2 separate regions of the Homo sapiens genome follow, and region 2 is linked to region 1. A link is a contact called in ENCODE Hi-C or POLR2A ChIA-PET data. All regions are on one chromosome and are shown on one strand. The core of a region is the stretch at or near the end of the contact, and the rest is flanking DNA. Distances in the headings are between cores, read along the strand shown.

Region 1 (6,894 bases), core at 1,767-4,266:
TGATAGCAGCCAGAATGGACTAAGACAACATCTATGTAACATCTATGGAACTTGTACTTTAATATCCATCTACATGCTTATCCCAATATCTGATTATACACCTCTTAACATCTACACACGTCTTAGCATCTTACCTATACTGATGAATTATACCTGTCTATATGTAGACCTCAGCACCTGTCTATACCCAGAGTCACATCTACACACACACGTATCCTAACATCTGTCTGTATGCACACCTTAGCATCTGTCTATCACATATATTAGCATCTATGGACCTTGAGAACTTGTCTGGAGGTTCTAGCAGGGGAATGCAGCTATTCGTATACCCTTGACTGAAGACCAGTCCTCCTCTATTGGGGTTGGTCATCCTCTTTGACCGAACACGCAGCTTTGGGAGGGACGCATATGGAGCGGTGAGGAGGAAGGGGACAACTGCCTAGCCAGTCAGATCAGCTGAATCAACCCTGGTGATCAATGGCAGGCAGATGTTGCAGCCAGATTGCCCTCACATCCATATATTAGCATCTGTCTACATCCATATCCTAATATGTGTCTACACTCACAGAGCAACACCAGTCTACATCCATCTACACCCATATCCTAACATCTCTTTATACTTCTATGTTAATATCTATCTACATTCATATTCTAACATCGGTCTTTATGTGTATATTAACGTATGTCTACACCTATATCCTAGCATCCATATTATAACATTGTTCTCTACCTATGTGTTAACATCTCTCTTCACCCATATTCTAACATTTATATCTATCCATATTTTTTGTAATGCCTGTCTACATCTATATCTTAACATCTATCTCTACCTATATATTAACATCTGTCTACACCTATATTCTAACATTTATCTATATCTGTATTCTAATATTTGTCTACATCCATATATAACGTCTGTCTACAGCCATGTCCTAACACCTACAGCCATATATTAACATCTGTCTAAACCCATATCCTAACATCCATCTACACCCATATAGTAATGTAGTAGCATCCATCTATACCCATATCCTAACATCTCTTTGTACCTACATATTAACCCCTTCTGCACTTGTATCGTAACATTTATCTATATCCGTGTTGTAGTATCTGTCTGCACCCATATATTAATCTGTCTACACCTATATCCTAACACCTATCTATAACTACATGTTAACATCCATATATATCTGTATACTAACATATATCTATATCCACATTCTATACCATATTATAACACTGTGTAAACCCATATATTAGCCCCCATCTGCACCCGTATACTAACCTCTGTCTCTCAGCAGATTGTAACATTTATATGTACATGCATTCTAACACCTATCTATACCCATATATTAATATCTGTCTTTACCCATGTGCTCATACCTATGTGCTCCATGTCCCAATATCTGTACCTAGCTATTACTGTGTGTCTGTCCACACATTTTGTCATCTAGCTGAGTCTCTACCCCAACATCTAGCATACGGCATATCCCTTTCCCTCCTGTGGCGGGGCCCTGAGCGTGTGCTGATGCCTAGCTGATGGTGTACCCCTGCCCTGCCTTGGCGGGGCCCTGTGTCTGTGCTGACACCTAGCTGACAGCATAACCCCTGCCCTGCCCTGGCAGGGCCCTGAGTGTGTACTGACACCTAGGTCATGGCATATCCCCTCCCCTCCTGTGGCGGGGCTGTGAGCATGTGCTGACACCTAGCTGACGGTGTACCCCCTGCCCTGCCCTGGGAGGGCCCTGAGCGTGTGCTGACACCTAGCTGACGGCGTACCCCCTGCCCTGCCCTGGCGGGGCCCTGAGCGTATGCTGTCCCTGCAGGTTCTGGACGTGGCATGAGGAGCGCTTCCTCTACATGCTCATGGAGTATGTGCCGGGTGGCGAGCTCTTCAGCTACCTGCGCAACCGGGGGCACTTCTCCAGCACCACGGGGCTCTTCTACTCTGCGGAGATCATCTGTGCCATTGAGTACCTGCACTCCAAGGAGATCGTCTACAGGGATTTGAAGCCGGAGAACATCCTGCTGGATAGGGATGGTCACATCAAGCTCACGGACTTTGGGTTTGCCAAGAAGCTGGTAGACAGGTAAGAGGAACGTGAACTCCGATGGAATCTACACTGCTTGGCAATGAGAAAGGTGGTGGTAGTTGTGGCAGGTCAGGCAGGGAAAGATTGGGAACCAGAGTTTAACTCTCATGTGTGGGAGACACTTGCAATCAGGGATGAGAGAGCCAGGTTGACCCACAGCTCATTTTAGGTGGGCTGCGATTGCTGGCAACTTCAATGGAAGTGGAGGGTATTATCGTTAAGTGAAGTAACTCAGAAATGGAAAACCAAATAGGATGTGTTGTCACTTATAGGTGGGAGGTAAGCTATGGGTGTGCAGGGCATACAGAGGAGTGTAACAGACACTGGAGACTCAGAAGTGGGGAGGGTGGGAGGAGCCAGTTACAGAGGTAATTTCCTGATTACAGATTCAGGAGGCAATTGTATCTGTGTGGTTTTTTTTTTTTTTTTTAAACAGACAGTCTGGGAACCCTCAGTGTTAAAATTATTCTTACATTTCCCCTGACAAAAATGACGACAACTATCTATACTCTCCTACTCCGAAGTTTCCATTAATTACTGTTTTACTGCCTCAAAATGATACCTTGAGGGATGAGGTGTGGAGTTTTGGTGAAGTGTTGAAATTGGCAGGAAAAACCTGTTACTGCCAAATTTGGTGACAGTGACTTCATTTTACTGTGTCAGAATAATGACATGAAGAGTGAATTTGAGTAAGGTATGTAAACTACCATGAAAGACCGAAGACAGATGTAGTGAGAAATGAGATGTGACCAAAAGCAAGACAGGTTGGGCGTGATGATTCCAGCATTTTGGGAGGCCAAGGCAGGAGGATCGCTTGATCCCAGGAGTTCAAGACCAGCTTGGGTAACATAGCAAGACTCCCTCTCTACAAAAAATGAGCCAGATACAACTATAGTCCTAGCTATTTGGGAGGCTGAGGTGGCAGGATAATTTGAGCCTCGCAGGTTGAGGCTGTGGTGAGCTGTGATTGCACCACTGCTCTCCAGCCTGGGTGACAGAGTGAGGCTCCGTCTCAAAAAAAAAAAAAAAAAGCAAGATGTGTTCCTGTCAAGATTTTGACACCATCCTCATTAATTAAAGAGGTTGATAAAAGCAAAAAAAAAAAAAAAAGAGAAATGTTATTTTTATTATATATAATTTTACATTATTTTTCCTGCTATATTATGAAATAAAAAGCTTTTTATACTTTTCTATGACAACCACGAGGGGAAAAAAATGGACTTTGTGTATATTGTAAGCTTACCAGTCAGAAATTGCCACATTGTAGCCGTGTGTTTGTGTGTGTGTCTGTGTGTGTGTGTGTGTGTGTGTGTGTGTGTGTGACTATACCTTATTTTTGTTTTCTTGGAATCAGTTTTTTATTTTGAAACTGAGTCTCGTTGTGTTGCCTAGGCTGAAGTTCAGTGCAGTGAGCTCACTGCAACTTCCCCCTGGGGCGTTTAGGTGATTCTCCTGCCTCAGTCTCCTGAGTATCTGGGATTACAGGCGCCCGCAACCGCGCCGGGCTAATTTTTGTATTTTTAGTAGCGATGTGGTTTCTCCATGTTGGCCAAGCTGCTCTTGAAGTCCTGACCTCAGGTTATCTGCCCACCTTGGTCACCCAAAGTGCTAGGATTACAGGCGTGTAAACATGCTGCAGGCATCCTCAGTATTAGGTCTGTTTTGCAGTTACCCAACACAATTTTTCAGGGTACCTCCTCTTTATATCTGAACAAGTTGTTTGTAATTCTGAACATTTACATCCTTCCAAAGACGCTGTGGTTGGAAAATTGATCTCAACTCTGAACTGTGCTATTATACTATACTGCAGTGAAATACTATATACTTAGTTTCTTTTTTTTTTTTTTTTCCAAGACAGGGTCTCATCCTGTCACCCAAGCTGAAGTGCCGTTGCACAATCTTGTCTCACTACAGCCTCAAACTCCTCGGCTCAAGTGATCCTCCCTCCTCAGCCTCTGAAGTAGCTGGGACTACAGGCATGTGCCACCATACCAGGCTAATTTTTTTATTTTTAATTTTAGAGATGTGATCTCACTTTATTGCTCAGGCTGGTCTTGAACTCTTGGCCCCAAGATATCGTCCCACCTCAGCTTCCCAAAGCACTGGAATTAGAAGCATGTGCCACTGTGCCTGGCCAATTCTATTTTTGAATTTAACATTTTTAGCACCAGACAGTTGTTAAATCAGTATCATTTTATTATTTGTTTATTTATTTAGATGGAGTCTCACTCTGTCGCCCAGGCTGGAGTGCAGTGGTGCGATTTCAGCTCACTGCAACCTCTGCCTCCCAGGTTCAAGCGATTCTTCTGCCTCTCAGCCTCCTGAGTTGCTGGGATGATAGGTGCGTGCCACCATGCCCGGCTAATTTTTATGTATTTTTAGTAGAGACGGGGTTTCACCATGTTGGTGAGGCTGTTCTCAAATTCCTGACCTCGTGATCTGCCCTCCTCGGCCTGGGATTACAGACATGAGCTGCTGCACCTGGCCAAGAATTATTTTATAAAATCTAATCTTACATAGTTTATGAGGTAAAGGGCCTTTTGGCTTAATTCGCCTCAATGGTCCAGAATGCTATGCCAAACTGGGACAATTGTTTAATTGTATAGTGTTCAGCATATGGGAGGTATTGTCCTTGCAAAGCCACTGTGGTGCCTTGTGTGTCTGTTTTGGTGCTGGGCTCTCTAGAGAGTGTATTGTCTATATAATGAACATGCACTGTTTAATATGTAGGAGAAAAGAACTGTTAATATTTTAAATCCCACCCAGTTAAGCCAAGAACAATACTGTTTACACAAAGGGCTTCACTTGGCCTTAAAGGTGTGTTTTGAGGGCAAGTCTAGATGTTTTTATTATTATTGTTTTTTAAATTTTCCTCTTTTTTGAGACACAATCTTGCTCTGTCGCCAGGCTGGAGTGCAGTTCTGTGATCTCAGCTCACTGCAACCTCTGCCTCCTGGGTTCACATCATTCTCCTGCCTCAGCCACCCGAGTAGCCGGGACTACAGGCGTGAGCCACCACGCCTGGCTAATTTTTGTATTTTTAGTAGAGACGGGGTTTCACCATGTTGGCCAGGCTGGTCTCGAACTCATCTGAGGTGACCCGCTGGCTTTCCTTCCAAAGTGCTGTGATTACAGACTTGAGCCACCACTGTGCCTGGCCTATTTTGGCCTATTTTTTCTTTTTTCTTTTTTTTTTTTGCAGAAGGAGTCTCGCTGTCTTGCCCAGGCTGGAGTGCAGTCGCATGATCTCAGCTCACTGCAAGCTCTGCCTGCCAGGTTCACACCATTCTCCTGCCTCAGCCTCCTGAGTAGCTGGGACTACAGGTGCCCGCCACCATGCCTGGCTAATTTTTTGTATTTTTTTTTTTTTTTTTTTAAGTAGAAGTGAGGTTTCATCGTGTTAGCCAGGATGGTCTCAATCTCCTGACCTCGTGATCTGCCCACCTCAGCCTCCCAAAATGCTGACATTACAACCGTGAGCCATTGCCTATTTTTTAATTTTCTAAAAACTGGAAACAGGTTCTCACTATGCTGTTTCCCAGTCTGGTCTTGAACTTTTGGGCTCAAGGAATCCCCCCTGACTCCTCAGCTTCTGTAAGTGCTGAGATTACAGGCTTGAGTCACTGGGCCCAGCCTAGACTTTTAGTCCAAAGAAGATAATAGGGGGAGGGATATGTCTGTAGGTGAATGAGTGGATCTTTCCCTTCTCTATCCTGGCATTTTCTCTCCTTCATCTCATCGATTAAAATTCTGGTCTGTGTATGTGTTTTGTTTTTGAGTTATTTTGTGTTGGTTCATTTGTTTCTGTTTCTTTTTTGTCAGTACCCCTATTGAAACACAAATTCTCTTTTCTCTGTCCTGTGTGCCCACCATATTGCCTGGTAGGATGACGTGTTAGAGATGCCCACACAGACCTGGGGAGAGATTGGGCTGTGTTCTTTCTAACACCGCCACAGCACTGATAATAACATGCAGTCACAACCACTCCATTTACAAAGACAAAGAGGGGTGTTTTCTGCCTCCAGACAGTTTTAGTAATGTATGCTCCTAAAATTTTTCTTTATCTAGGGCAACACTGTCCAGTAGAAGTCCAACGCAAATCCCATCTGTTATTTTAAATTTTCTAGTGTAGTCATGTGTTAAAATATAAAACAAACAGGTGGAGAAAATTTTCATAATGTAGTTTATTTCAGTAATTCAGTACATCCACAATATTTTCATTTCAACATACGATTCATACAAAAATTGAGATATTTTACATGAATTTTTCCTGCTCAGTTTTTGAAATCCCATGTTTATTTTACACACACAGTTCATTTATATCAGGGTGCCGATTCTCATCAGAAATAATAATGGATCTGGTCGGGCATGGTGGCTCACACCTGTAATCCCAGCACTATGGGATGCTGAGGTGGGAGGATCGCTTGAGCCTAAGGAGTTCAAAATCAGCCTGGACGACATAGTGAGACACCCCATCTAAAGAGAGAGAGAGAATGGGTCCTCCCTCCCCTCCCTTTCGAGAAAAGCCTGACAAATTTATTTGATCATAGTTTTACATGATGCATCATGTAAAACCAGAATGAACACCCAAAGATACCAAAATCAAAAAAAAAACCTGTCTATTTTTATGCTTAGGTTCTGTGAAGCAGGGACAGCCATGTAGAAATGTGATTGGAAAAAAGTGTATGAGCTGATGGGAATAGACTGAGTGGGGAAATCCAGTCAGGCCTGACTGCTCAGAGTCTTCTTTTTTAAAAAATTTATTTATAAAGAAAATAAGTGTGTTTCTTACAGTTTTGGA
Region 2 (6,894 bases), core at 1,959-4,458, 37 kb before region 1:
GCGAAGATGTAAATGATCTGCAGAGGATACTCAGGTGCGAGGATGGAAATTCCTTCTCCCTCCAGCACTGATGGCTTCCACCTTCCTGTGGTCTAAGGAGACCACACAGAGGTTGTCAGTGTGGGAGGCTGTTGCCAGTATGGTGAGTTTCCTACGGAGGAATTTCCTGTGGGACACCTCTGGGCAGTTCTTCCCGCCTTTCATGTCTTCTGTCAGATGATAGAGTGGCCAGGTCAAGGGATTATCATGATTTTATTTGTTTTTTGTTTTTTAGAGACAAGGTGTTGCTCTGTCGCCCAGGCTGGAGTGCAGTAGGGGTGCAATCAATAGCTCAGCTGCAGCCTCAAACTACAGGGCTCAAGTGATCCTCCTGCCTCAGTCTCCCAGGTAGCTGGGACTACAGGGACACACCACAATGCACAGCTCATTCTCTCATAAGATGGAGAGAAGAGAAGAGAGGAGGACATAAAACTGTCCATATGACTAGTTTGGGCCTTTCCATCCTGCTTAATCCAGAACTGTCAAGGTTAGACCCTGGTCATTCTTTAATATGTTTGAAAAATACGGCTGGGCACGGTGGCTCACACGTGTAATCCCAGCACTTTGGAAGGCCAGGGTGAGAGGATCACTTGAGTCCAGACGTTTGAGACCAGCCTGGGCAACATAAGAAGACCCCACTGCTACAAAGGGGGAAAAAAATCAGCCATGCATGGGGACGCATGCCTGTGGTCCCAGCTATTCGGGGGGCTGAGACGGGAGGATTGCTTGAGCTCGGGAGGTAGAGGCTTCAGTGAGCTGCGATTGTGCTACTGCACTCTAGCTTGTGTGACAGAGTGAGACCCTGCCTCAATTAAAAAAAAAAAAAAGAAAAATAGACCTTCCTTCTATACAATGTCTTCCCTGCTGGCCTCCATGCCCTCGTACCTGTTTAAAAATCCACTGGAATTTTTCACCAGGACATAGAAAAAGGAAGTTGTCTCACGCAGTTCCTGTTAAATTGCACAAGTCCACACAGATCCTTGCAACCCACGCTACCATTTACTTAGCATGCGTTGTGTGTGGGCATTACATTATTCTCCGAGGTAGTTATTTTGGATGTTATACTGGGGAGGTACCCCATCAAAGAGATTTGGAGGGCAACCTGTGGAGGGTTCTTTTAAAATTGTTGACAACTAATTTGGTGGATGTTTTCACCTTGGTGAATCGTTCCCTTGGGAGTCATTTTGCAGAACAAAGGGGTTGCACACAGGTGTGGCCAGAGAAACCTTGGCACAGAAGAAAGAAGTGCTTTGTCATGCTTAGGGCACCTGGGATCTCTTTGGATGGGCAGGCAGAGGGGAACTCTGTGAAGCCTGCCTGCATTTATTTGGGTATGCATGCTTATGTTGGAGTCTTGGCAATAAGAGGACCAGAGTGGAGGGAACAGAACTGTTAACAGAAAGGGTCCAGATTCAGACACCAAGAGAGGGTTCTTGGATCTCGCGCAAGAAAAAATTCAGGGCAAATCCATAGAGTAAAGTGAAAGCAAGTTTACTGAGAAAGTAGAGGAATAAAAGAATGGCTCCTCCATAGGCAGAGCGGCCTCGAGGGCTGCTGGTTGCCCATTTTTATGGCTATTTCTTGATTATATGGTAAATGAAAGGTGAATTATTCATGCCTCCCCTTTTTAGACCAAATAGGGTAACTTCCTGATGTTGCCGTGGCATTTGTAAACTGTCATGGCGCTGGTGGGAGTATAGCTGTGAGGACAACCAGAGGTCACTCTTGTCGGCGTCTTGGTTTGGGTGGGATTTGGCCAGCTTCTTTACCGCAACCTGTTTTATCAGCAAGCTCTTTATGACCGGCATCTTGTGCTGAACTCCTATCTCATCCCGTGACTTAGAATGCCTTAACCATCTGGGCACACAGCCCAGCAGGCTTCAGCCTCATGTTAACCAACACCTCTTCAAGATGGAGTTGCTCTGGTTCAGATGCCACTGACAGAGCTAGCTTATAGTTGGGACAATGTCATAGGGAATTATTCTTAAAAGATTGCAAAATCCAGCTTGGATGAGATTCCAGAAATCAAAAGGGTGTTGAGAAAGCAACTTGTCTAGAATTTCCTCTTCATGGGCTGTTGATTCTGTTCGCAATCACACCTTAAGAAAAAAATAGGCCAGGCACGGTGGCTTGTGCCTGTAATCCCAGCACTTTGGGAGGCTGAGGCAGGAGTTAGAGACTAGCCTGGCCAACATGGTGAAACCCGTCTCTACTAAGAAAATACAAAAATCAGCCAGGCATGGTGGTGCGTGCCTGTAATCCCAGCTACTTGGGAGGCTGAGGTGAGAGAATTGCTTCAATCTGGGAGGCAGAGGTTGCAGTGAGCTGAGATTGTGCCACTGCACTCCAGTCTGGGTGGACAGAGCAACACTCCTTCTTAACAACAACAACAACAACAACAACAACAACAAAATAATAAAAATAGAAGAGAAAATAAGTGACACATAGTGGCTCATGCCTATAATCCCAGGGCTTTGGGAGGTCAAAGAAGGAGAATCATTTGAGGCTAGTGGTTCTAGAGTAGCCTATACAACATAGTGAGACCTTGTCTTTACAAAAATAGAAAAAAGTTAGCCATGTGTATGGTGGGTCTCATACCTATAGTCCTAGCAATTCAGGAGGCTGAGGCAGGAGGACCACTTAAACCTAGGAGTTGGAGGCTACAGTGAGCTATGATGGCGCCACTGCACTCCAGCCTTAGCAAAAGAGCACGATTCTGAAACGAAAGAAAAAAAGAAACGGACATAAAATATAAAAAGAAAGAAAACAGAAAAAAAAATATATTTATATAGAAAGAAATCTGTAATGATGCAAAACATTCCGTGGACACGAATAGAATAGTTGTTATGCGTGATTTTGTTTATTAAAGCTTTTTTTAGTTCATCCGTAAAGTTTAGTGTTTTCTTTTGAGAACAAATTCTGTCTTGTCAACTTCATTGATTTTCAGGCTGGGCGTGGTCTCTCGACACTTGTAATTCCAGCACTTTGGGAGGTCGAGGTGGGAGGAGGGCTTGAGACCAGGGGTTCGAGACTAGCCTTGGCAACATGGTGAAACCCTATCTTTACAAAAAAAAAATAAACAAATAACAATTAGCCGGGCATGGTGGCACATGGCTGCAGTCCCAGCAACCTGGGAGGCTGCTGTGGGAGGATCACTTGAGTCTGGGAGGTTGAGGCTGAAGTGAGCTATGATTGCGCCATTGCACTCCAGCCTTGGTGACAGAGTGAAACCATGAAAGAAAAGAAAGAAAAGCAAAAAAGAAAAGAGAAAGGAAGGAGAAAAAGAAAAAAGAAGAAAAAAGTAAAAGAAAATAATATATAGAAAAAGTCAGTAATGTCTCAAAATATTCCCTACACAGTTGAATAGAAATTGTTGTTGGATGTGATTTTATCTGTTAAGGCTTTTGTTTAGTTCATTGTTAAACAGTTCAGTATTTTATTTTGAGCACAGATTCCGGTTTATCAGTTGCACTAATCTTTGCAAAGAAACTACTTTGGGTTTCTTTAATGTTTCTGTGTTGACTTCCTGTTTTCAGTTTCATTGCAGTTTGCTCTGGTTTTTCTTTTGTTTTTCTCCACTCATTTTAGGTTTCTGGAATTTTCCTGAAGCATTGCATGCTGATACAGATTCTGAGCTGGTGCTTTGACTGTCACAAGCCAGAGGGTCCTAGAAGAAGTAGAATCATAACTGAGGAAAACTTAGGAAACCCCATCCGTTCTGCCTTTCAAAGGTCTTCAGGGCAGCGCCACGTTTCACCACCTGATTTTGGTGTTTCACAGTCTGATGTGTTCATAGCTTTTGACTATTAAACTGATTGAGCTCTGCGTTTTTTAAATTTCTGTTACCCTGCTGGTGCTGTTTGAGCTCCAGCTTCCTCCTCTGTGTAATCAGTATCCCTAGTTGCCTCTTTACCCAAAAAGCCACAGAAATAAGTGCAGAGAAAACAGGTTAGCTGCCACCTGCGACAGAAGCGTGTCCTTAAATGTGTCCCTGGTCTCCTGGCCACATCACTCCAGTCTCTGCCTCTGTCTCCAAATGGGGCCTTCTCTTCTGTGTCTCTGTCTCGTCTTCTGTGTCTTTATTTTATTTATTTATTTGAGATGGCGTTTCAATCTTTTGCCCAGGCTGGAGTACAGCGGTGTCATCTCGACTCACTGCACCATCCACCTCCTGGGTTCAAGTGATTCTCCTGCTTCATCCTCCTGAGTAGCTGGGATTATAGGCACCTGCCACCACCCCTGGCTTATTTTTTCCATTTTTAGTAGAGACAGGATTTCACCATGTTGCCCAGGCTGGTCTCAAACTCCTGTCCTCCAGGTGATCCACATGGCTCGACCTCGCAAAGTGCTGGGATTACAGGCATAAGCCACTGTGCCTGGCCATTTTTTATTCATTCTCTTTTGTCTCTTAGAAGGACACTCGTTGTTGGATTTGGGTCCCACCCTAAATCCAGGATGGCCTCATCTGGAGATTGTTTACTTAATAGAAACTACAATGACCCTATTTTCGAATAAGGCTCTATTCACAGGTACCAGGGGTTAGGATGTGGACATATTTTTGGGGGGCACCATTCAACCTAATCCACCCCTCAACCTCAGTACGTCCACTGCGTTCAACATGAACTGTGTCTCCTTCTTTCCCCAAACAGAACAACTTAAGAGATCCTGTGCACCTGTACACCTTGCGTAGGTCATCAGCACTCACTGCTTATATGCCTAAGTTCTAAGCTGTGATCATCTCCACCCTCCCTCTTGCAGCCCAGTTGAGCCCATTCTCTGCCCAAGCACCTTATAAACAGGCCATTAACCCTCCATCTCCATATGTTTCACGCCCTTATTTCATACATTATAGTATTTAATGTTCTTTTACTGATTTTTCGCAGGGTGGAAAATGTCAAGGAAAGGAACTGAGTTTGACAGTTTTAAATTCATACATTCTGCTGTCAACATTACTTTGAAACAATTATTTAATGCAGTGCATCGGTTTCATTTAACATAAACCTATGTAGATGAAATATTTTGATAGTCACATTTTAAAAGGTGAGAAAGTTATATAGTGAAATGCATCTCTGTTTTTGTGCCTCACCTGTGCAGAATTTGCCCTCTCCTCCCACCCAGGTGACCATATTAATGTGTCTTGTATATTTCTCCAAAGCCCTTTCTACATATGGAAGCAAGTATCACTTATGGAGAAGGGCCTCACTTTTTTTTTTTTTTAAACAGGTGGGGTTCCCTGTTGTCCAGGCTGGAGTGCAGTGGTACTATCATAACTCACTGCAGCCTCCAACTCCCGGGCTCAAGCAGTTCTCCCATCTCTGCCTCATGAGTAGCTGGGACTACAGATGCATACCACCACACCCTGCTCATTTAAAAATTTTTTTTGTGCAGATGATGTCTGGCTATGTTGCCCAACCTAGTCTTGACCTCCTGGGCTCAAGTGATTCTTCTGCCTTAGCCTTCTAAAGTGCTGGGATTACAGGCATGAGCCACTGCTCCCAGTCTCCACCCATCTGTAGGTGTGGTACAAGAGCATGTTCCCTCCCAAGCTAATGTGGCATGTACTGGCCTCCCAGGCTGTAGACAAGATGGATGGGGGCTGTGCCCACTTCTTGAGTTACCTTTTTTTTTTTTTTTGGAGGCAGAGTCTCACTGTGTTGCCCAGGCTGGAATGCAGTGGTGCAATCTTGGCCTATTGCAGTCTCCATCTCCTAGCTTTAAGCAATTCTCCCACCTCAGCCTCCTCAGTAGCTGGGATTACAGGTGCCTGGCACCATGTGCAGCTAATTGTTGTATTTTTCATAGAGACGGGGTTACACCATGTTGGCTGGGCTGGTCTCAAACTCCTGGCCTCAAATGATCCTCCCGCCTCGGCCTCCCAAAGTGCTGAGACTGCAGGTGTGAGCCAGGGCACCCAGCTGGGTTGTAACTTTTTTTTTTTTTTTTGAGACGGAATTTTGCTTTTGTTGCCCAGGCTGAAGTGCAGTAGTGTGATCTTGGCTCACTGCAACCTGTGCCTCCCGGGTTCAAGCGATTCTCCTGCCTTGGCCTCCTGAGTAGCTGGGATTACAGGCATGCACCACCATACCCGACTAATTTTGTATTTTTAGTAGAAATGGGGTTTCTCCATGTTGGTCAGGCTTGTTTCTAACTCCCGACCTCAGGTGATCCACCCCTCTTGGCCTCCCAAAGTGTTGGGATTGCAAGCGTGAGTCAGTGCACCTGGCCGGTTTTACATTTTTTGAAGTGCATTTTCCACATGGCCACCTCTCTTGGAGTGCCTGTGAGGAACACAATGCTGTCCTTCTTGATGTCTCTGCAGGGCCACTGCGACGCTGTCTTCTTGCAAAGATTTCTGTCCATGATGTCTCAACATTGAATGTTTGGGTTTTTTTCTCTTGCATTTTAGGGAGAATTGGGGCTCATCCATCCTCACCTTCTCTCTCCCATTGAATTGGTGCATCCTGTTTTGTTAGCACCTGGAATGCCCATGTTCAAGGTTCTTTAAGCACCTCAGTTTAAGGAAAGAAATGCAGAATTTTGTTTTTGTTTTTTTTTTTTTTGAGACGGAGTCTTGGTCTGTTGCCCAGGCTGGAGAGTACGCAGTGGCGCAGTCTTGGCTCACTGCAAGCTCTGCCTCCCGGGTTCATGCCTTTCTTCTGCCTCAGCCTCCTGAGTAGCTGGGACTACAGGCACCCGCCACCACATCTGGCTATTTTTTTGGATTTTTAGTAGAGACGGGGTTTTGCCATTTTAGCCAGGATGATCTCGATCTCCTGACCTCGTGATTCCCCTGCCTCAGCCTCCCAAAGTGCTGGGATTACAGGTGTGAGCCACTGTGCCCGGCTGAGGCTTAGG

What was found. A loop is a pair of places that touch in the nucleus more often than their neighbours do. ChIA-PET counts read pairs that join two places held with the same protein, here RNA polymerase II (POLR2A). Pooled maps may share reads with other maps.
Region 2: a map of naive thymus-derived CD4-positive, alpha-beta T cell shows a loop between it and region 1 (2.7-fold over the local background). The contact joins two enhancer-like sites. A Hi-C loop is called at or near these places in 4 of 168 maps with a recorded cell type or tissue (CD4-positive, alpha-beta memory T cell, CD8-positive, alpha-beta T cell and naive thymus-derived CD4-positive, alpha-beta T cell), 1 of 37 single-sample maps with no recorded cell type and 5 of 50 pooled maps. POLR2A ChIA-PET finds 5 or more read pairs at or near these places in 6 of 52 experiments (CD4-positive, alpha-beta memory T cell, activated CD4-positive, alpha-beta T cell, activated T-cell and 1 more).

Annotation. Positions count from the first base shown.
Region 1 is chrY:7,324,080-7,330,973 of GRCh38, forward strand. It overlaps the pseudogene PRKY and the pseudogene RN7SKP282. Among named protein-coding and RNA genes, the nearest start is that of TTTY16, 370 kb to the right of the region's middle. Within about 2 kb of position 3,017, at least 3 of the 41 ENCODE cell types and tissues checked have a DNase peak (open chromatin) inside an H3K27ac peak, as active enhancers do; they include CD8-positive, alpha-beta T cell, where a contact is called at or near this core.
Region 2 is chrY:7,286,888-7,293,781 of GRCh38, forward strand. It overlaps the pseudogene PRKY. Among named protein-coding and RNA genes, the nearest start is that of AMELY, 380 kb to the left of the region's middle. Within about 2 kb of position 3,209, at least 3 of the 41 ENCODE cell types and tissues checked have a DNase peak (open chromatin) inside an H3K27ac peak, as active enhancers do; they include CD8-positive, alpha-beta T cell, where a contact is called at or near this core.